Regions from separate parts of the Homo sapiens genome. Here region 2 is linked to region 1. A link is an interaction called in ENCODE POLR2A ChIA-PET data of the cell type or tissue named here. Cell type or tissue: PC-9. All regions are shown on one strand. Each heading gives the region's core, and the rest is flanking DNA. Links, peaks and the distances in the headings are about the cores only. Region 1 holds the start of LOC105374890 (a long non-coding RNA gene). Region 2 holds the start of PXDC1 (PX domain containing 1).

Region 1 (10,833 bases), core at 249-8,248:
TCTTATTAGCTAGCACCTTAATGGGGTCATGGCTGCCCAAGGCCAGGTCTGGTCATTGCTCAGGTGGCTGAACTCACAACAGTATTGGCAATTTCCTCCAGTCCCCTAAATGCTTTATTAAAATTTCTTCTGCCTCCTGGCCATCTCATAGAAGCATAATATACTCATTTGCATCCTTTAACCTCAAGTAAACTCATCAATGGGAAGTCTTGGGGGAGACATGAAAGCATTTCAGATGACTCCCTGCCATCAAGACAGCAGCTGGTGCCCTTCTCCCCGGCAGCAACCTGGGGTCGGGATGTGTTCCTCTCCTGCCAAGATTGTGCCCGACTGAGGCTCCCAAAGGCATGATGCAACTGGGAGATGAGTGGTTACAGGTGTTGAGAGCACCTCCTCTCCCAGAGTGTATAAACCAAGCTGGAAAAACAGAATGTGCACCCACTGTGATTTATGAAGCTGTCACTCACGTTTTAAGGCAAAACCTGTATTCCTGAAGTTAGAAATAGGTTGTGTGGTGAAAGGTTTTTATTATCAAAAATACATTTTTTCCTAGAAACAGCATACATATGTGAATGTTCGTTTTCCAGGCTTGCCTCCAAAAGCTCACTGAACTCATCACCTAGCTGTACGACCCTGCATTTGCAGAGCAGAGCAGCAGCAGCCAGTAGTCTTTTGCATGGTTCCCACAGCGTTTTTGCTTCTCCCTGCTCTTGGGAGTTGTTTGAACCCCAGCCCAAGACAGTGAAGCTCATTCATTGTCTTCAAAATGGCAGGGCAGTGTTGGCCAGTAGTTCTCAGAGTCGCAGGGCAGGTTTGCCGAACCACACTGCTGTGCTTACCTGCAGGAGTCTTCATTCAGTGGGCCTGGGATGGGGCCCAAGAACTTGCCTTTTCTAACTAGTCCCCAGGTGGTGCTGATGCTGCTGGTCCCTGGAGCAGTTTGAGGACCACTGGAGCAATCATGGAAGGAAGTTAACCCTGTAAGGAGCTCCTGTGTCTGAATTCTTAAGAATCTGTGCAACCAGCAGTGCCCTTCTCCCCAAATTCATGAATAAACCCTGACAACAGCAAATTCCAAGCCGTCTTTTATTGATGAGGCCCTTGTGCAGTCTGTGCTTACATTCCCATATTCCGTTTCTTCCTGGGCCTGGCGTTGCAAATCACTCTGGAAGCAGATGGGGTAGAAAAAGAAGTCACCCTCCTCAGACCTCTGGAAAGCATACCTGTGTTGGGGGCATCGGCGAGCCAGTGTGTGTCCCAAGGAGTCCAGGGCAGAAGTGGGGACATTGTGACAGGCAGTGGCTTTCTACTTATCCCAGCCAGGCACCTTTCCCTGCATCCACTGACACAGAGCTTGGCTTTTCCTGAATTTTAGTGAAGCTGAGAACCACAGCTGTGGCCTCAGGGGCCTCGATAAGGCTCTGGAAGTTTGGAAACATGAGGCAGGACCTGAGCTTACAGTGCCCTCTAAGGATCCTCTGTGCTGCAGTCTGGGTAGCATAGAGACAAGGGGCGGGGGGAGACATCTAAGAAGACAGAACTAGGATCAGGGGTCAGCCCACCACCTTCCATGTTCCCCATCCCCTCCAATCCTGCCTCTGCTCCCAGAACACCTCCCGCTCCGGTGTTCCCAAATGCATTGGCGTGAATTTCTTCAGCTTCTTCCCTGCACCACCCCACCCCCGTCTCCACTGACCTGGAGTTGCGCGTCCAGACCAGAAGCTTTGCCCACTTCTTTGCAGCAGAAGCAGGGGCATCTAGACCCCCGGCTCTGTGTCTCCATGGCCTGGCCAGCAGGGACCCTGCTTATGTGCCCCTCTGGCCCAGATGAAAGCTGCATGTGGATTTGAGTCCACACTTGGACACACATCCCTTAGAGGGAACAAACAGGGGTTTACGTCCTGATCCTGCAAGTGGAGAAAAGAAAAATGAGAAGATTTGTATTTGTTTGTATTTTTCTTATTAAACAATATAATAGTCTGAATGTTGTATTTACTAATTGACCGGCTTTCTCTCCAAGGAGAGCAGATGGCTTTAGAGGGAAACATGGGAAAACGCAAGGGACACTTCCAAGGGCAAAATAGAATGTTTAGTTAAAGTTCATATTTCAACATTTACTACTAATGCTCGCTTTTATTTTTAAGACTCCTCATAAAGTTTGGGGAATGTTTTGGGATGAAAATGCAAAAGTTACTTTTAACCTCCTCATGTCATCACGATGCCCATGCAGAAAGTTGACAGGGTCTCCCAGCCCCTGGGCACTCAGAGCAGCTCTTCATGGTGAGGGACCACTGGTCCTCAGGGATGCCTGGTCTCCGTGGCTGCCCACCTCTGCCTCAGTTTACATTTCCCGTGGTGGTTGGGACAGAAGAATACACATCCCCAGACTTCCTGCGTCATTCTTTGCAGACTTATAATCTGTCCCAGACTAAAATGTTACATTTCCTTTTGTGGGCAAATTATATGTCTCATTGGATTTTCAAAACCATGGAAGAGACTCTGACTGGTGTATATGGCATGGTACTGGCAACGGTGCGGTGGTCCCTGCAGGGTTATTGTATTGCCCTTATAATTGAGTACGACTAGCTCTGTGTATGTTTCTCTCTGATTTATTTTCTATTTGCCCCTCTCTAGTGGGATCTTGTGTGTGATAATGCCTGGAAGGTCCATATCGCTAAGTTCTCCTTACTGGTTGGATTAATCTTTGGCTACCTAATAACTGGATGCATTGCTGACTGGTGAGTACCAACATGCCCGCCGCACGAACCTTTGGAGGCCACAGCACGCCTTTGCTGGCTAAAGAAAAATAGTCAGTGTTAGCTTACCATGACTGTCTTTTCCCAGTGCCAGAGCAGAAGGCCAAAGCTGCCACGTGGAGAATGCAGAGCTCGGAGAAATGGCCCATGCATGTAGCAGATCATTTGGAAGTGTGAATTTAAATTCAACGCAATTCTCTAGCTTCTAGAATATAGCAAAACCAGCCTGCAGCCCCATCTACTTCTAACCTTTGACGTTTCATTAGAAAGAGCTTGAAGACTTATGTGCAGGGCTGCAGGAGGTGGATGCACTAAGGGGCAGCTGCAGAAGATGCATTAAAAAATAGGGGATGGGGAAGCTAAAGACCCTTCCCCCATGCGAGCTGAATGAGTCAGGCAATGCTGATTAGCTCCTCTACATGTCACGTGGATTTTGGAGAGGGGCAGTCCTTGGCCAGGAGATGCCTCTGTGGGGTCTGTAGGGAGCTGCACCTTGAGTGATAAAGAGCATTTCGGTAATACAGATGGGCGCTGTGGGCAGGGGAGGGTGGTGGCCAGAGGTGAGAATGCATATGCAATAATGATAACATTAGCAGCTGAAAGATTACCGTGTAGCAGGCACTGTGCTAAGTAGTTCCATACATTAACATCTCCTTACAACACCCCGAATAGGAGATGCTATTATTACCTGTGTTTTACAGTTGAAAAAGCAGAGAAGTGTAAGTAAAATCTCCAAGTTCACTCAGCTTTAAGCTGGAGAGCCAGAACTTGAAACTCAGCCACCACGTGGCCTCAGAGCCTGCCCCTCCACCAGGATGCTGCAGCGCTTTTATTTAAGGCATTCTGTGGTCACAGGGGCAGCAGCGGTGAGGTGTCTAAGCAGGGAGGCAGTTGCACAATGTTGACAGGTTTTTCAAGTAGCGAGATTGCTCAGGAGAGAGGCGTAGTGTAACTGTCTCCCCAGCTTACATTCTTTTATCTTTAAAGGATTTTTTTTTTTTTTTTTTTTTTTGGTGAATCGAGACATCTTGGCCTTGAGGAAATAAGGGCCCAGAGTGATATGGAACAAATTCTATAGGTTCTGTGACCTCTGCACCTCAGTTAACTGAGAATGCTGGCCAAGGCAAGTGCCTGGGCGGACAGCAGCAGAGGGTCACATTACACATGTGGAAAATTTCTTCCAAAACCCAGCGTGTATTTGGGAGTTCCTTGAGCTGACATGTAATGTGATTTCCTGTGTGCTTGACATCTGCCTCATCATGATTTGCAAGTGCTTCTCATGGACACGTTCTCTGTGGACAGCAACAGAGAAGCAGTCAGTGACCTCTGGAGACCTACGCAGGGGACCTCTTGGGGGCTTTCTTTGGTAGAGGCAACACAGGGTTTATTTTTTTAAACCAAATACTTGAGTTCATAGGTTTCTAGTGTGGGCTATATTGGTCTAAAATATACCGTTTCCCAGAAATCTACATTGAAATAGGTTAGAAAAATATACTAATATAATCCATGTCACTGTCTTTCTAAAAAAATGCAAACTCAACTGGGGTTGTAGTGTCCTTATTCAATAAATAATTTAATAGAAAAGTAAAAATCGACTTTTATGAATGAACCAGTCTGTAACAGTTTAAATTGTTTAAAGATTGTTTTCTTAACTTTCTTCTTGTACACACATGTGATGTGGCCTCCCTGATCACACACCAGGCCTGAGGACAAAAGAGTTTGGGTCTTGCTCTTAGAGTAACCAGAAGTCTGACATCGCAAACCATTTCTCTGCAGTTGCTTTTCTGAGGTTCCTCCTCAGATGGGCAAGATTGAGGGGGTGCCCCGGGAATCAGGGGCAGGCTGCCTGAGTGGTAGTTTTTGAACATTTTGAGTGGCCTTCCCTTTCAGTTTGAAAGCTTGGTATTTTCCAACTCCATTTTCTGGCATTTGACTCCCTGCTTGAGCCTTGCTTAAAAGGAAATAAACCCATTTAAAGGGAACTCCAGACCTCTCGGCTATGGGCCCTGTTTCATGGCTGCAGGGGAAGTGGATCAAGTCATACAATATGCTTCCTAAGGCTGCAGTCAGCATTTAGTAACATTTAAGTAGTACACTTCTTTCTTCAAAAAGTTACATTTTTGACACCAAGTTTTGTCTGGGGATGTTCACTGGGTATTGGTATAGAATCTGCTAGCTCAGGTGGGTGGGAGGGCCGATGGCCAGTGGCCCCAGGGATGCGCTCACTTCTTCGCTGTGTTTGTTACTGCAGCAGCCCTCTGCCCCCTTCCCCAGCCTGCCCTGGGAAGCTGGCCAGTATGGGCTTCCACAGAGGACCCCTTGCCCGCCAGCTCCTGGCCGAGTGTGGCCAGTGGGGAGCACCAGCTGTAGATCCTCAGGGGAGAAGAGAGTGAGGTCAGGCACTTGTATGCCCAGCTTGCTCTCTGCCAGGTTGGAGGGGCCAGCCACCTCCTGTCCATGACCTCCACACAGCACCTCTTTCTCTCTGGGGCCAGGACCATCCTTCCCCTACTCCCTGCTGTCGAGAGCCGCAAGGTCAAACACCGTCTGTTGTGGGTTCCCTCTCAGCTTGTTTACTCTTCTGTAAATAATCCCTTTATTACCATCTCCTCCAGTCACTTCATTTGAGTGGGACCTCTGTTTCCTGTTGAGACCCTGTGTCGGTTCTCTATGGCTGCTGTTACAAATTGCTACCTGCTTGGTGGCTTCCAAAGCCCACATGAATGATCTTCCAGCTCTGCAGTTCACAAGTCCAACAAAGGTCTCACTGGTCTAAAGTCGGGGTGTCAGCAGGGCTGCATGCCTTTTTGCAAGACCCAGGAGATAATCTGCTCCCCTGCTTTTTCTAGCTTCTAAAGGCCACCTGCATTCCATGGCTCATGGCCCCATCCTCCGTCTTCAGAGCCAGCAATGTCAAGTCAAGTCCTTCTCACACCACTACCTCTCTGGTTCCCTGGAGCCAGGGGAGGTTTTCCTTGTCATTAGATTGGACCTACCTGGAAAGTCACCTCATCTCAGGGTCCTTAAGCTTAATCTCATCTTCAGAATTCCTTTTGCCATGAAAGGTAAAATACTCACAGGTTCTGAGGATTAGGACATGGACAGATTTGAGGACCATTGTTCTGCCCACCACAGATCCTAAGTGATAAAGTCCTCTGCATTACGGACAAGGACTGTGGCTTTATCAGTCCTCTCTGAGAGGGTTCTGCCCTGGGAGCCAGTTTCTAGGAGAACCATCCATGCTTGTAACTAACATGTATTGAACGCTTGCTGAAGCATTTGTTCATATCCACTCCTGTCGATAACATTATGAAGCAGACATTAATTGGCCCTTACCAAAGGGAACTCCAGGCTCGTTTGAACAAGCCTGGTCTTACTCAAGGTCACATAGTTCAGAAGTGGTGATCCTGGATTCAGAACCAACACACTCTGACTTCAAAGACAGTGTTTGCCCTGTAGACCTTGATAAGTTTTACTTGTTGATTTTAGCCACCATTTTTCGGGAGGCAGCACGCTTAAAAAAATCGAACATCTTTTCTAAAATATCAGAACAGAGCAAACCATGTTTGGTAGGCATCAGGGACGTGGAAACGCAGGAAGGAATGAGCACTACAACATTGCATTATTTCCTCTGCGCCAGGCGTTGCATCTGTGCCCATCATCCCCCCTAGTGAAGGATCTCAACACTCCACAATGTGGGATGCTTATCCCCATTTCACAGACCAGGAAAGTCAAGGGTAATGCAAAATGTTAGAGTTAGTTCATTTTTCTTCATTTTAGGAGAATGACTAAAGCTGTATTTTAAATTTATTTTTGTCAATGAGTTAGATTTGGACAAAATCAGCTACACAGTCTTTGCTGGTAAGGGCTTCCTGATCCCAGCACTGGACAAGGGAAAGTAATGGCTAAAATCTCCAGGTGAGATTATTGACTTACATTGAGCTCCTAGCCTTGGCCTTGTTTCACTAAACCAAAGTGACTGATGGGAATGGTTAGAACTAAAAGTTCTGAGTGTAATTTCATCCTGTTGTTCCTTTCCCTGTATTTTCTTAAAATTCCATCTATCTCTATAGGGTAAGGCCATGCCTTAATTTTTTTTTTTGAAGTTTTATTGACATATAATTTGCATCCCATAAAACCCACCCATTTTAAGTGCACAATGGAATGAGTTTTAGTATATTTGCAGAGTTGTACAGCCATCACCACACTCTGAATTTAAAACATTCCCATCCCCTCAAAGGATGATGGAAACATCACCCCCCAGTCCTGGACAACCACAAATCTACTTTCTGTTTCTGTATATTTGTCTTTTCTGGGCATTTTACTTGCATGTAGATGTCTTGTAATTAACACGTCTAGGACAGTTCGAGCCCCTCAGCTACCCTTTGTGGTACTGGGGACAGGAGGTCTGGATTTTTCCCCCTTTTTTCTCCTGGCAAATAGCATCCACTCTGCCCCCATTTCTCTGAGTTATCCTTTAGACCAAGCCAATCGTGTTTGATGGAGAGTTATTGTTGCCATTTTATTTCTAATCGGTTAATCAAGGAAAGATGGAAAGTTAGCATGGGGCCACAGGAACTGGTGACTTCCCCATTCTTGTGGACCACCCTCTACTGTCCTCCCAGGCACTCTAGAAGCACATCGCCCCCTAGTGGTCACTGATCTGAAACTGGCCAGCTCCAGAACCCACGAATTGAGGGTATCTGTGGCCGTTTCCAGAGAATCATCACAGCCTGGGCTCCCTGCCTCTCAGTCCAGCCGAGGGGCTGCACTGTCAGCTCACTATCAGGTCACTGGGCATTTAAAGTTCACGCTGTCTTACCTTAGTGTGTGATCCCTTAAAAATTACTTCTCGTCGTGTAGCTGAAACAAATTGACAGATGGCTTGGCCCTGGCTCGGATAGGCTGTGTGTAGGATCAGGTATCTGACTTAGTTAACAACCTGGGGAGAGGAAACAAAGCCGCTTTGCTTGGTGACCATGTTGACTTTTGATCCAATCCCAAAGGTCAACGATTTCTCAAGACTTTTTATGCTGGGTGTATCAAGGTTCCTGTTTGGAGAATTATTAATTTTGTTCCCCTTGCCTTGAATTATATCACTATACACTCAGAAATAGACTCAGCAACAGGAATTGGGCTCAAGTCTGAATTCTCTTACTCTGTAATTGGTTGATCTCTGCTCCCTTATCTCGAGAATTAGGGGGTTGGGCTAAATCTCCCTTTTTACCCATAGTAGCCTAGGATCTAGTGAAGTGGGTATAGATGGCACAGGACTTTTTACCCAGTACTCATTCAACATATATTGAGTGCCTGCTGGACACCGGGTTTCAGCATCTAGCGTCATTGTCTTGTTTCACAATGATTCCTAACTTTTTCCCTCTCCATATGCAGGGTCGGCCGGCGGCCTGTGCTGCTGTTTTCCATCATCTTCATTCTGATCTTTGGACTGACTGTGGCACTGTCAGTGAATGTGACAATGTTCAGCACACTCAGGTTCTTTGAAGGATTTTGCCTGGCTGGAATCATTCTCACCTTGTATGCTTTACGTAAGTAGGAGCCTTCACGACTAGTCTTGAAAGAATTTAGCAAAAGTATTGTTGCCTGGGAGGTTCTGGGAAAGATACTGTGCATGCTGCTCGTGTGGGCTGGCAGTTTTGTGGAAACACAAACATTAAAGGCCTCAAGTGTTGTGAAAGAGGCTTTTCAGGTGATGCCGTGAAACATTTCACTCAATCCTGATCTCCAGCTCGGGCTCAGTGCACATCAAAGGACACGGGAGGTTGCGTAACTGCTTGGAGGAGTGGCGATCGGTTCTTTCCTGATATGGAGAGGCTTTCGGTTTTCTTCAGAATTGTCTGCATTGACATCCTGTGTGCTTCTATCTGGTGCATAATTGGGTATCCACACAGAATCCAAACTTTCCACATTCTCATGTCCACAGTTGTGTCCTTAAGTGGTCTGGAACTGAGACCTAAGCATTGGTACTGGAAAAGTAAATGACAGCATTAGCTAGTATTTGGTCTTTTTAGGAGGGTGAGACATTTCTTTCATTGATCTATCTTGTCTGTTGGCTGTATTAACTCTGCTGAATATAGTTAGGTTTCACTTATTTGTAGGTGGTGTTTGCTAGAACACAACCACACACCCATAAGGAGAAGAAGAGTTTTAGGCGTGGTTATTTTACTTATTTACTGGCTTTATACTTTTTAGTCACTTTGTGGAAAGATCTGTTGGGAATACTGTAAGATTTACCATGTATTTTGTCTTTTTCTCTTTCTTTGACCACACGCACAGGAGTCAGGTATAGATTAAGTAGCAATTTCCAGTGTGACAACATAAGAATAGTTCTAATTCTCTTAAATTTGCATATTAAAGACTTCTTTTAGATAGCTAAAATTTTTGTTCCACTAGAAATATAATCCATTCAGGACATAGTTTTATTGTCACAGGAAGGAGCAGACACAGAAAAAGGCTACCGGTATATTCTTCTAGATCCGTAGTTGGCCGTTTTGTCATCAATGTTTAACTGAATTGTAGTTTCTTAGAAATCACCTTTTCCAGTTTACTTGCATTTGTCTTAGAACCCTTGTCTCTTGGGAAGTTCTTTAGGAAGATATGCATGACAAGATGAGTGGGCCTGGGTGATGGTGTTTGGGGAACTTGTTTCTTTGAATAAATAATGCGAGTATTGGGCTTGAACCTCCCCAGGCAAAATGCCTGTGCCGTTGTCTATGGCCCTGACCCCTGACAGTCTGTGCAGAGGAACAGGTCTAAGCACTTTTCTGGAGAAGCCTCCTGGTCCTGCCCTCAGGCAATCCCTTGGCCCACATGTGTGCAAGTGCGCCGGGACCCTTGCTCTGGGCAGCCGTCCTTGTCAGGCTTCCATTCTCACAGGGGGAGGGCAGTCCAGTCCTCTCACGTGGATGGTCATAAAAGGGGACAGCTCTGCACTAGGACAAAATGGAATAGCTGTGCTTCAGGAGCTCTGCAGAGAATATAACCTCAGCCTCACCACCCCCAGGCAAGAGAGTGTTCATGGAAAATTACCTTACCGCAAAGATGGTGTATTGGTTTTATCTTGCATGCCAATTACTAATGACTGGCTGAAGCTGCCAGAGAATGGGGAGAAGACTTCTGAGGAGACTTTGGGGCTCAGCAGAAGAGAACACCTTGATCCATTAGCCATGTCTGCCAGTGTCAAGGAAGGAGGGTAGGGAAGGGCTACCTGTGTAACTGGCATTTGCCATCTGGAGAGACTATCCATGAATGAAGCCAGACCAGGAGTGAATTGTACCTGAACGGCATTGTTTCCACCTCACATATTCATAGAATTGTTTTACTGACTTGCACTGTGACATCATGCCATTGACCTCTGAAGCCAGTTGTTATATTTACTACAAAATATTATGTTGAAGATGTGTTTTCATTAGATTACATAGTGAGCTGTTTATAGCAGAAGGTTCTCTTCTACTTCAGAACCATTCAAAGAAAGTACTTACCCTAGGAGATTGCTTCCCTCCAGTCTCTTAGGCACAGAATCATATAACCCAGACACTGGCAAACTTTTTCCATGTGGGAAATTTTTCAGGCTTTGCAGGCCATATGGTCTGTCACAGTTACTCAACTCTGCCATTGTAGCCTGAAAGCAGCCATAAAGAATATGTAAATGAGCAGGTGTGGCTGTGTTCTAATAAAACTTTATTTACAGAAACAGATGGTGGGCCAAATTTGGCCAGTGGGCCATAATTTTTCAACCACTGATGTAAATATTTGTGTGTGGGCCTGATAACACAAGCTTTAAATTCTGACCTCTCTCCTAGTTTCATCTTAACTTCCCTACTTTAATGTCTGCTTTGTCCCATTTTTCTTCCTCCATAATTTGTGTTATTTTGTGTGTATCTTAGTGTGTATGTTATTTAGTGTAAGCAGCCTTAGGTTTTTTTCTGCAATAAAGCAGGGCATAAATGGTCATGTTTTCTTAGATAGGGACCACAAATTAAACAAACATCATGACAAATGCCATTGCAGTGAAAATGTCCCAAGTATCAACAAGTGATTGACCCACTGTTAGACCTAA
Region 2 (12,318 bases), core at 1,686-9,685, 340 kb before region 1:
CAGGAGCCCACGGCGTGGGGGAGGCTGAGGCATGGCGGGCTGCAGGTCCCGAACCCTGCTCCGCAGGGAGGCAGCTAAGGCCCAGCGAGAAGTCGAGCACAGCAGCTGCTGGCCCAGGTGCTAAGCCCTTCACTTCCCCGGGCCGGCGGGGCTGTCGGGGCCGGCTGGTCGCTCCGAGTGCGGGGCCCGCCGAGTCCACGCCCACCCGGAACTCGCGCCGGTCCATAAGCGCCGCGAGCAGCCCCGGTTCCCGCCCGTGCCTCTCCCTCCACACCTCCCCGCAAGCTGAGGGAGCCGGCTCCGGCCTTGGCCAGCCCAGGAATGGGCTTCCACAGTGCAGCGGCGGGCTGAAGGGCTCCTCAAGCGCGGCCAGAGTGGGTGCCAAGGCCGAGGAGGCGCCAAGAGCGAGCGAGGGCTGTGAGGGCTGCCATGCCGGTACACTGTCACTTCTCAGAAGGACGCAGGGCAGAGTTTCAGGCTGGCTCTGTCACCCATGCTGGAGTGCAGTGGCATGATCTTGGCTCACTGCAACGTCTGACCCCTCTGAGTTCAAGCGATTCTCCTGTCTCAGCCTCCTGAGTAGCTGGGACTATAGGCGCCCGCCACCATGGCCAGCTAATTTTTGTATTTTTAGTAGAGACGGGGTTTCACCATATTGGTCAGGCTGGTCTCAAACTCCTGACCTTAGGACCCGCCTGGCATATCTAGGAGGAGTGGACTAGAGAATGTAGGAATGTGAGGGATGAGATGGAAGACTGGGGGGACGGCGTCAGGCGTAGGCCATGTAGAGGCCTTGCAGGTCAGGCGAAGGTTTTGGAGTTTAACTCTTGAGTCAGGAAGCGTTGGAGGGAAGCCATTTCCAACCCACATTTAGTAACTGAATGCACTTCGATGGTGTGCTTATCCATGGACCAATTTTCCTCTGCTCCTTTTTCTCTTCTACATTTTCCTAGGATCTAAATTCTAATTTATGCATTTTTTTATTGTATATATTTTGGCAAATCATCTTAAATCTTTTGTGGAATCAAATAAGACACATCTGTATCTACATATTTATAGCTATGTCCCTATCTATCCATGTGGTAAAAATTTTAAAGTTATATTACTTGTTTGGGGCTTATATTACTGGTGAATATGAAGACTGATGTCTGCTCAACACATGTCAGAACAAAGTTCAGGCACAGAAATTTTATTTCTATTCAGAATATAAGAAAATGCTGAATCAAAGTGTAACAATGATCTCTTATTGAATCTAACCATACAAAGGGATCCCATGTTTGTCGTAATGTAATAGTTCCAGAATAAATATTATTGGCAAGCATTATGTCACTATGTCTCGTCAATGTTGATCTCAAAATATTTCAGATTTGAACTCCAAACTTTCCTTATTTTTCATACATAGTTTCCACAAACAAGCTCACTAACTCTGCTCATGATAGCCTATAGAAAGTAGGCTGAGTGAATGTCTCAATGCGCTAATGAATGTAAAAAAAAAAGTTTAGCTTCAACTCCTAAAATAAATCACTTCATGTATTAATGCATTCATACCATTAGGGAAAATACAGTGGGTTGTGGAGCAGGTACAAATGCTGTGACTGTCCATAGGCTGTTTGCTGAATAACCTCACAGCTTACGTATTTAAGAATGTTTACTGGAATGCCAGTATGTGAAAAGCATAAAACTCCAGCGACCCACCCTCCGTCAGTCCATAGGATTATTTGGTTCTGTGACTAATGTTGATCATCTTGGGTTTTCATTGATTCTTAGGAGTCCGGGTGTTCAAAAACAGCAACTTAAGTTTAGCAAATAGCTCAGTGGCAGCTTAGGCCTTGAGTCACAAATTCCATCCTTAGAAAGCCAGCAGCATGAAACATAATTCATATTGGCAAGAACTTGCAGAAATCAGAAAGTCAAGAATGAGGCTGGGAGTGCTTTGGAGTAGCAAGGCTGAGAAGGAATACAGATAAAAACATTCATAGAGAATTCACATTGCTGAGTGTCTCGGTGGTCATCTGCAGTCCCCCCTTCTTTGTAGTTAAGCAAACAGTGAGTACAAGTGATGGGCCATGGCCACACAGATAGTTCATCTGCAGTGACAAGAGAAGTGACCATGGAGATAATTCAGAGAACTTGCTTAGATGAATTTTCAAATTACTGCACTAGTGCTTGTTCATTGCATTAAATTTGGAAAACACGGAAGTACACAAAGTCAGTAATCCTATTCTTGAGAGATGATCACCATGAACATTTTACTATGACCCATTTGAAGATGGTTTTTTTTTAAGATGATTTTAGGCCTAGGATATAGTGTCTGGAATTGGTGGGTTCTTGGTCTCACAGACTTAAAGAATGAAGCCACAGACCCTCATGGTGGCATTCATAGTTCTTAAAGACAGCATGTCTGGAGTTTATTCCTTTTGGTGGGTTCGTGGTCTCACTGGCTTTAGAAGTGAAACTACAAACCTTGGCAGTGAGTGTGTTACAGCTCTAGAAGGCGGTGCATCTGGAGTTGTTCGTTCCTCCCGATGGGTTCATGGTGTCACCGGCTTCAGGAGTGAAGCTGCAGACCTTCACGGTGAGTGTTACAGCTCATAAAGACGGCATGGACCCAAAGAGTGTGCAGCACCAAGACTGATTACAAACACCAAAAGAACAAAGCTTCCACAGAGTGGATAGGACACCGGAGCAGCCTGCTTTTATTCTCTTATCTGGCCCCACCCACATCCCTGCTGTTTGGTCCATTTTATGGAAAGCCGATTGGTCTGTTTTACAGAGCTGAGGTCCTTTTTGACAGGGTGCTGATTGGTGCCTTTACAACCCCTGAGCTAGACACAAAGGTTCTCCACGTCCCCACTAGATTAGCTAGATACAGAGTGTGGACACAAAAAGTTCTCCATGTCCCCACTAGATTAGCTAGACACAGAGTGTTGATTGGTGCATTCACAAACCCTGAGCTAGACACAGGGTGCTGATTGGTGTGTTTACAAACCTTGAGCTAGATACAGAGTGCCGATTGGTGTATTTACAATCCCTTAACTAGACATAAAGGTTCTCCAAGTCCGCACCAGACTCAGGAGCCCAGCTGGCTTCACCCAGTGGATCTCGCATCTGGGCCGCAGGTGGAGCTGCCTGCCAGTCCCGCGCCTGTGTGCCCACACTTGTCAGCCCTTGGGTGGTCGATGGGACTGGGCGCCGTAGAGCAGGGCGCGGCGCTCGTCGGGGAGGCTGGGGCAGTGCAGGAGCCCACGGCGTGGGGGAGGCTCAGGCATGGCGGGCTGCAGGGCCCGAGCCCTGCCTCGCGGGGAGACAGCTAAAGCCCGGCGAGAAGTTGAGCACAGCAGCTGCTGGCCCAGGTGCTAAGCCCCTCAGTGCCCGGCCGGCGGGACCTGCTGGCCGCTCCGAGTGCGGGGTCCGCCGAGCCTACGCCCGCCCGGAACTCGCGCTGGCCCGCAAGCGCCGCGCACAGTCCCGGTTCCTGCCCGCGCCTCTCCCTCTACAACCCCCCGCAAGCCGAGGGAGCCGGCTCTGGTCTCGGCTGGCCCAGAGAAGGGGCCCCCACGGTGCAGCGGCGGGCTGAAGGGCCCCCCAAGCGCGGCCATAATGGGCGCCCAGGCCGAGGAGGCACCGAGAGCTTGCGAGGGCCGCCAGCATGCTGTCACCTCTCAACATGGGCCTCCAGTAAAATCTGGATTTGATGATGGGTTGTGAAATTTTCCCTAATGTTCCATTACTGTCCCTTCACAAGATCAAGGGACGGCATTGTTCCCGTGGGAAGACCAGTGTTGGCTGGCTCTCGTCTTTCACTCATTTGCCCATTTAATAAATATTTAGTGAGCATTTGCCATGTGTCAGGCACTGTACTAGGCACTGGAAATACGGTTAGGAATGAGACAGTTGTCTAGTCCCTGCCCTCCTAGCGATTACACCGCAGCCAGGAAAACATAACAAACTCATTACAATTATGAACCAATGCAGGGCACCAGGAGACGGTATAATTGTGTCTCCTGACACATCCCAGACCAAGCAAGGCCTACGCTAGCATCTGCCTTGCTGCTCAGAGTGGCCGGCAGATGGTCATGAGCTCTGGCAGCCCGGCAGAAACGCAGAATCTCAGGCCCCACCCAGGCCTCCTGAATCAGAATTTACTTGGTAACAAGTTCCCAGGAAATTCACAGGCACTGGAGAGTCTGAAAAGCACTGGTCTAAAGGAAGAATGGGAATGAGCAGTCCAGGGCAGGGGTGGCAGGCATTCCACACTGAGGGCCTGTGAGCGGGTCCCTGGGGAAGGCACAGGGCCGTTGGAGACCATGAACACCAGTGTGCTGGAACCCGGGCCGGACCAGTGAGTGGATTTGCAGGGGCCCGGCCAAGCAGGGCCTTGGTGTGGGACTAGCCCTCCACCCAGGGCCTTTCCAGACCCTCTTGGAGCCTTGTTTCTTGAATCTAAGGAACAAGGATCTCCCTGTCCCCTTGGGCTGTTGTGAGGATCAAATCAGTTACTGTATCTGCAAACATTCACAACTCTGAGGTCCCATCCCTTTTGTTTTGAAGAGAAACAGAGAAGAGCTGTAGTTTTTTTTTTTTTTTTTTTGAGACTGAGTCTTGCTCTGTTGCCGGACTGGAGCGCAGTGGTGCGATCTCGGCTCACTGCAACCTCCGCCTCCCAGGTTCAAGCGATTCTCCTGCCTCAGTCTCTCAAGTAGCTGGGACTACAAGTGTGCACCACCACACCCAGGTAACTTTTGTATTTTTAGTAGAGATGGGGTTTTACTATGTTGTCCAGGAGGGTCTTGATCTCTTGACCTCGTGAGCTGCCCACCTCAGCCTTCCAAAGTGCTGGGATTACAGGCGTGAGCCACCACACCTGGCCAAGAGCTGCAGTTTTGTGGGAAGCTCACTGAACTATCTTACCGTGTCTAGAACAACTGCTGAGGCAGAACTTAACATGCAAATCATGGTGCTCTTGTAAACAGCTTGTCAATCACATGAGGCTCCAAACTCCTTGCAAGCACAGATAGTGATTAAAAAAAAAAATAAAAGACCCTCTTTAGCTCTCCCTTTAGGGGTTGGGGGAGGTAAAGTAGGTGGGGTGGGAGAGGGGGTTACAAATAGTGGAACCTGTGGGGTTAGGGCACCCTGGGGCGAGCATCTCCTCTCCCACCCCACACTCACTGCTCACCTCCTGGCTCTAGAAGTTAATCTTATTTTTCAGACTATAGCAGCACGGAGTTCCCTATTGTGTTGTCAGATGCCAGATGAGTAGGTCACAGACAGAGACCTGGAGGGATGCCTCCGGGGTTTTGCATTGTCTTGCTGTTCACTTTGAGGGCCGGGGAGAACACATAGAACTTAAAAAAAAGCTAAATCCAAACAAAACTACCACCGAAGAAAAATAAACAGGACACCCCAACACCCCCTCAGAAGAAAAGGCCTTGAGTTTCATGAAGTCTTTTATTCTCATTATTTACTCTTATTAATCGGATTGAAGTATCTGGTTTCCAAAGCTCTTACCTACAACAGGACTCCTCCTTGGCTACACCTTTGTAATTCTAAACCAGGCTTGGAAGATGGGCAGGTGACCCAGAGAGCTCCTCTTTGTTCTCCATTTGCACATTCTATTATGTAGCCTCCCGCAATGAACTAGCTCATCAGCTGGATTTACAACCCGAAACCACTCCGTCTCCTCTGTATCTGTTACTGACATTTATATAACACAAGTCCTCAAAGGTGTTTACTGCACACTTTCAGCCATGTACCATTTTATTTGTCCTCACAACAGTCGTGGGCTTTTTAATTTTTGTTTTAAATTCCCATTTCACGGAAAGGCAAATGGAGGCAAAGAAACATCAAGTGAGCAGTTTGAGACTATATGATTGGAGTTCATCAGTGGCTGGGTAGGACCAATAGTTAGAAGTAGTCAGAAGTTCTAATACTCACTTCAGAGATTCTTTTATTATCATCATTATTAGAAAATTATTTTTTGTCTATTTAATATCTTTAATAATTATATCATTTCTAAAGCTTTCCACAAAAGGGCATTGCAGTTCTTCAATTTATTGCAGACATATCTTTAAAAAAAAGTCAGTCCTAATATTGAAGCTATAATACAGATTTTAAAATTATTGTCATTATACTGTAAACCACAATGAAGAACATCTTATTTATTTATTGAGACAGCGTCTCACTCTGTCACCCAGGCTGGAGTGCAGTGGCGCAACCTCAGCTCATTGCAACCTCTGACTCCTGGGTTCAAGTGATTCTTGTGCCTTAGCCTCCTGAGTAGCTGGGATTACAGGCACCCTCCACCACGCTCAGCTCATTGTTTTGTATTTTTAGTAGAGACAGGGTTTCACCATGTTGGCCAGGCTGATTTTGAACTCCTGACCTCAGGTGATTCTCCCTCCTTGGCCTCCCAAAGTGTTGGGATTACAGGTGTGAGCCACCGCGCCAAGCCAGAACATCTTATTTAAATGAAAAGGGATTAATATTTCACCAGGCAATAAATGTAGCAGTTTCTTTTCTCTCCATATCTACAACCAATGGTGATATTTTATAAGCTAATTCTAAAGAGAAGCATTTTTTTTTAAATGATAAAAGCCACGTTTTGCTCAGAACTACTACTGTTCACATACCACATAAGTTGTTTTACAGCAAATACCAGTTTGCCAGGCTCCAGATGGCAAAATGCTAAGTTGTGAGTTCAGTATTGTCCAGCTAGTTGTTTTTCTGAGATCCGGCAGCATGTACTGTTGAGAGAGGACACTGTGTTGCCGCCACTTCTCATAGCTGTCTACTATGGTAGACCATTCATGTCTTTAAAATGCAAGTCTTAGCAAAAAGCCTCCCACAAATTCAGTGGATATCACAATGTTCTGTTTGATAAAGTCAGTTGCTTCTTCAACTGTATTGTTGATTTCAGGTGCTGCTTTATTTGCTCATTTCTTAGTCTGTCTTTTTTTTTTTTTTTCTTTTTTGAGATGCAGTCTTGCTCTGTCATCAGGCTGGATTGCAGTGGCGTGATCTCGGCTCATTGCAACTTCTGCCTCCTGGGTTCAAGCGATTCGCCTGCCTCAGCCTCCCAAGTAGCTGGGATTACAGGCGCCCACCACCACGCCCAGCTAATTTTTGTAGTTTCAGTAGAGATGGAGTTTCACCATGCTGGCCAGGATGGTCTCGATCTCCTGACTTGGTGATCCACACGCCTCGGCCTCCCAAAGTGCTGGGATTACAGACATGAGCCACCACGCCCGGGCCTTAGTATGTCTTTTTGCTTTATGTACGTCTCTTTCAATTCTCTTCCAGTCAATCTGGAAGTCACTGCAGTTGCTGCAACCTTCCCAACTTTTGGGAGCAAAAATCCTGCATACCAGCCTGTCACGCCACACATTCCAATCTGGGTAGCTACTGAGTATTTCTCTGTAACACCATAGGTCTCCAACTGGGGCCAAACACTCAATTCCACCGCTGATGTCTTCTTGCATACTCAGTTAAATCCAACACTTCATAAGAGTCGTCATCACTTTCATATTCTTGGGGGCTGGGGTTAGAGGTCACCATGATACCACAGGTGGCCTGTTTTGGGGTGGTCCTGCCTGCCCTCCTCTTCCTGGCACTTTCAGAAAATAAGTAACAGAAAAATACTGAGAAGAAAATAATAATCTTATTAAGCAAATGGGCTTGTCACCGGTGGAGGATGTCCAGGTTCTTGGCATCTTGAACAAAGAATTGGACAAAACGCACAAACAAAGCAAGGAAGGAATGAAGGGATTTATTGAAAACGAAATTACATTCCACAGTGTGGGAGCGGCCCGAACATAGGGGCTCAAAGGCCCCGTTACAGAATTTTTGGAAGTTTAAATATCCCCTAGATGATTCCATTGTTTACTTCACTTACCCTCTACGTAAATGCAGAGGATGAAGTAAAGTTACAAAGTCACTTACAGCATACGCCCTATGGAGTGGATATTTCCTGTTACAGCCGAAGTGTGAATTGGCCTTATGTTCCCTGCCTCCTGACCCTATTTTCCTGCCTCAGGCTCACTGCTCAATGTACACGGAAGCAATACCATGGTACTGCCTTTGAGAAAAGAAAGACTTTATTGCAAGACCAGCCAGCAAGGAGACAGGAGGCAGGTTCAAATCTTCCTCCCTGATTTGGGGTCTGGGGCAAGTTCTAAGGAAGCAGAGGGCAAAGGAAAGGACTTAGAAATGTTGGCTGGGCAGGATCTGTTTGAAGGCCTTCAAATTTGGCCATTTATGGTACGGTATGTTGAGGTGGATTTTAGCCCCTATCTTCTGGGCCAAGAGACCCTTCCCTTCTGAGAGTTCGAATGTTCGGGTTCCAGTCATGTCCCAGTCTTCTTCGTTCCAAGGAGACGAATAGTTGGTTCTGGATGTTTGTTAGAGATCAAATCTTTTTCTATGGTGCATGCCTGGGCTTTGTGACTTAAGAGTTTTTGGCTCTGTTATACCTGCAAGGTAACTCAACATTGTTACAAACAGAGTAAGCCCCGTTTGGGCTGGTACTGTGGTTACAACGGCACTTATTCCCACCACCTAGAGTCAAGAGCTGCTGGCACACTGGCTGTTTACTTCCAGTTCCCACGGCCCCTATTCCCCTATACAAAATTACACAGGAAACATATGCGTTCATTTAATTAGCAAGTGTATATAAAAACATCATAGACAAAGCAAAAGTCTCTCTTGACACTCTCCATCTTGACCTGTTCACCGCCCCAGACCAGGTGAGGAAATTTGAAGCTATGCTATCTGCAAGTCACTGGCGCAGTCGGAATAAAAGTTGGTCGTGGTGGGGGCGGGGGGGGGGTGGTCATCTGGGTCGGGACTGAGTCGAGGCAGGTGGGACTGAGTGGTAGGGACCTGGGGGGACATCTGGGTCGGGTCTGAGTCCAGACAGGCCACCTGCCTTGGGCCTCTAACATTTCCGCGCAGCGCTGGGCTTTGAGGCTTTCCAGAGCGCTGCCGGGGCGGGGGCGGGGTGAGGTGAGGGGCTCACCCTGGCTCTCCCACCCCTGCCTACGGGCTGTGAGGTCACTCGATTCATTTCTGGAACTAACTTGTAATTCTCAAACAAGTGCTATTAATTCTCTTCCAACTAGGAACGGCCTCAGTAACGCGCCGCTGAGTCAGTTTTCAGGGCGGGCGGTTTCCCCAAGTCCACTCCTGAGGCCCCTCAAGAGCACCCACCGCGTCCAGCTTCCCAGGGCGCTCCTTCCCAGGAGACCTTCTTTTCGCCACTGTTTTCTCCCCTCTTCCCACTTCTCCGAGGGCTGCCCCGCGGTCTGTCCGGCCGTGTCCCAGGCCTTGGCGCGGCTGAGGCATGACCGGAATGCGCGGGAGGACGCGGGGCACGGAGGGGACCTGAGGCACGGAGGGAACCCGGGGCGGGCCGGACTGGCCTGGGCCCTCGTCGGGGCGGTGCTCGACCCGGCCCGCGCCCCCCGCCCCGACACTCGCAGCCCCGCCTCCGGACCCCGGGTAGTTGCCATCCCCTCGCGGGCCGGGTGGGGCGCGCAGCTCCTAGCCCTGGGAGGTCCCGAGGATCGCGAAACGGAAAGAGAAAAAAGTCTGCGCCGAGCGCCTGGCAAGCAGGGCCCGCCCCGCCTCCCTTCCCGGCTGGTCCAGTCACCGACCTGCGGCTCCGGGGCCGCGAGGGAGGAGGCGCGGGGGGCGCGAGGCGGGGGCGAGCGCTTGGGACTCGGCCCGGCTCCCGGCTCCGGGGGTTCTCGTGGCCGCGGCAGCGCGGTCTCTGCGGAGGCGGCGGGGGCGCGGCCAGCCGGACCTCTTCCTTTCCAGAGCGGCCCGCGGCGCCCGTTCCGCGGGAGGCGGGCGGGAGGCGGACGCGGCCTAACCTCGACGTCGACTACCGCGCCGCCCGCGATGGGAAGCGCCTTATAAAGCCGCGCCCGGCCGGCCCGAGCCACTCGCCGCCGCGCCGCCCCGCTGCCCCGAACGCGGGCCATACGCAGCCTCCTTGGAGTGACGGGCCGACCCCGGACGACCCCGGCCACGGACAGACCCGGGACGACCCCGGCCGGGGCGCGCCTCCTGCGGGCGGGCGGGCGGCGGGGCTGGGGAGCCCTTGGCGGGGGCATGCGTGCGACATGGCCTCGGCGGTGTTTGAGGGCACGTCGCTCGTGAACATGTTCGTGCGCGGCTGCTGGGTGAACGGCATCCGCAGGCTCATCGTCAGCCGGCGCGGCGACGAAGAGGAGTTCTTCGAGATCCGCACGGAGTGGTCGGACCGCAGCGTGCTCTACCTGCACCGCAGCCTGGCGGACCTGGGCCGCCTGTGGCAGCGCCTGCGCGACGCCTTTCCCGAGGACCGGTCCGAACTGGCGCAGGGGCCGCTGCGGCAAGGTGCGGGGCCGGGGACGCGGGAGGGGCGCGGGGCCGAGGCAGCCTTGAAGTGCACGAAGGAGGCGGGGAAGAGACTTCAACCGAGATTGCGACTTCTCCTTTCTGCCCGCCCTGGACAGGGGACACTTGGACCCCGCGCCCGCAGACGAGGGGTGCCCGGGCGGCGGGGTTAGGGGGACGGGGAGCCAGCCTGCCCAGCCTGGGGGCGCCCCCGGCGGAGGAGCCAAATGGGGCGGGAAAGGGGCCGAGGCCGGCAGGGCGGGCGCCGGACTCTCCCTGAGGACGAGTCACTTCCGAGGAGGGCGGGGGCGCCCGGGGCTGAGCGGCTCACAGGGTCGGCCCGGCCCTAGCCCCCTGCCCGGTACCTCCCGAGGGCCGGCGGGCGGGCGCACTGGGAAAGCGTCTGGGAGCAGTTAACTGCAGGGTCCGAGCCGGGGGTCGCGTCGGGTCTGGCCGCCGCCCCGAGTTCTCCCCGCGGAGGGCGCGCCCCTGGTCTTCGAGCGCGAGGTGCCACGCAGCCCTTCCGTCCCTCCTCGGAGCGGCCGCCCCGCCCGCGGCTGCCGCGGACAGCCAGGGCCCCCCCGCACCCCCGCCAGGGCTGGTCCCCATTCGCGTTTGATCAGCTGCGCCGCCTCCTCCCCGGCCTCGTGACCGTCCTGGCTCGCGGGAATTCTTGTTTTCAGAAACCGCGGTGGCTTCCCTTTTCCTACCGCTCTGCCCGATCTTTCTTTTGGAGGCCAGGCTGAGGGGGTGGAAGCCGGGAGGACGCAAGAGAGAGGGACTGGAATTGAGACGGGAAGAATTGCGGGGTGGAGGGGGCAGGCCGAGGAGAGGGGCCGCCTGGGAGGGCCGGGAGGGGAGAAGGGGCGGGAAGACTGGAGGACTTCCGAGCAGGTCCCACCCCCCTCCATGGGTGACCACCTGTAGCTCGGAACATTGGGACAGTGGCCCAGCAGCCTTCTTTTCTGCAGTCCTCCTCTAAGCAGAGACCTCCTGAAAGCTTGGGGCCAAGTTACTGAAGCAGAAGGTGGCCCGTCCAAGTCTCCCCAGCCTCCTATCTGGCTGCGTTCTTGAGATAACCTGTGCTTTCCCCTGGCGATGGCCCCAACCCCAGTGTGAGAATTACGTGGATAATTAGCTTAGTTCTCATGACACATCTTTTGGAAGGGCTCCCACAGCCAGCGAGTTGGGGCCCTGAGCGAGAAGGCCCGCCTTTCAGGCCTCCCTCTGCTCCCCAGAGCCTCACATTTATAGCTGTTCTCCAGACAGTTGGGTGTTATTTCAAGCATGGAAGCAGTTTTCCTTGGATTTGCTGTTTGTTATGATATTTTAAATTTAACAAATCAATGCCCAAATCAGGAAAGCATCGTGAAGGAACAGCGGTTTATTCAATGACCTTTCCTGGAACGAGGCTTAAATACACTGGAGTCCCTGAGCTTCACTGTGGTCAGGCGTCTGAGCTCCGTGACCCCAGGCAGGCTGGTTGGAGCGGGATCCCCGTGGGGCTCCCCACCTGTAACTTTGTGCTTGTGGTCTCTGACGTTTGTGAGGACTGAAAGGCATGGTAGAGGGTCTAACAAGAGCAGGTTCTCCATAAATGCCAGTTGTCATTGTTACCGTCCCATCAGCTGCTTCTGGCTGGGGTTGGGCCAGACGGTGGAAAGAGGGCGTGGTTTCAGTTGCATCCACGCTGGTGGAAATACCTCACCTGGAGCAGGAGGGAGGGGCGTGCCCTGCACACACCCTGGCTCCGCCTCTTTTGCTGTCGCCCTAGTTGTGCTGGGTCTGTTACGCGGTCACAAGCTGTGTGGACACGCAGGAGTGGCTCAAAAGAGTGAAGAAAGGTTGAAGACGCGAGCGATTACCGTGGAGAAAAGGCTCAGAAGGGATATGATAGCTACCTCCAAGTACCTCAAGGGGAACAGAAATCAGAAATAG

Evidence for each region. Peaks named below come from ENCODE experiments on the same cell type or tissue, not always from the same donor. Only the 100,000 strongest peaks of a DNase experiment are listed, where the experiment ranks them.
Region 2: POLR2A ChIA-PET joins it to region 1 with 12 read pairs; 3 of 35 experiments call an interaction of 5 or more read pairs at or near these places.

Annotation. Positions count from the first base shown.
Region 1 is chr6:3,407,657-3,418,489 of GRCh38, reverse strand. It overlaps SLC22A23 (solute carrier family 22 member 23), which reads left to right. Exons shown (of 10, transcript NM_015482.2): 2 at 2,635-2,738; 3 at 8,148-8,302. LOC105374890 (a long non-coding RNA gene) reads right to left here and starts at 7,790. Exons shown (of 3, transcript XR_926397.3): 1 at 7,579-7,790; 2 at 1,697-1,907; 3 at 511-1,165. RefSeq lists enhancers at 3,038-3,539, 4,604-5,103, 7,687-7,831, silencers at 5,161-5,455, 8,503-8,723 and a cis regulatory region at 7,753-7,766. In PC-9, for the core only: CTCF peaks have their summits at 7,222 and 7,424 (motif pointing left); a DNase peak (open chromatin) is centred at 3,649; H3K27ac peaks cover 1,303 bases.
Region 2 is chr6:3,749,338-3,761,655 of GRCh38, reverse strand. It overlaps PXDC1 (PX domain containing 1), which reads left to right and starts at 9,943. Exons shown (of 5, transcript NM_183373.4): 1 at 9,943-10,380. The coding sequence starts at 10,125. RefSeq lists enhancers at 290-803, 3,878-4,843, 5,006-5,872 and silencers at 9,430-9,599, 9,650-9,889, 10,640-10,719. In PC-9, for the core only: a CTCF peak has its summit at 9,541; no DNase peak of the experiment used is centred there; H3K4me3 peaks cover 655 bases.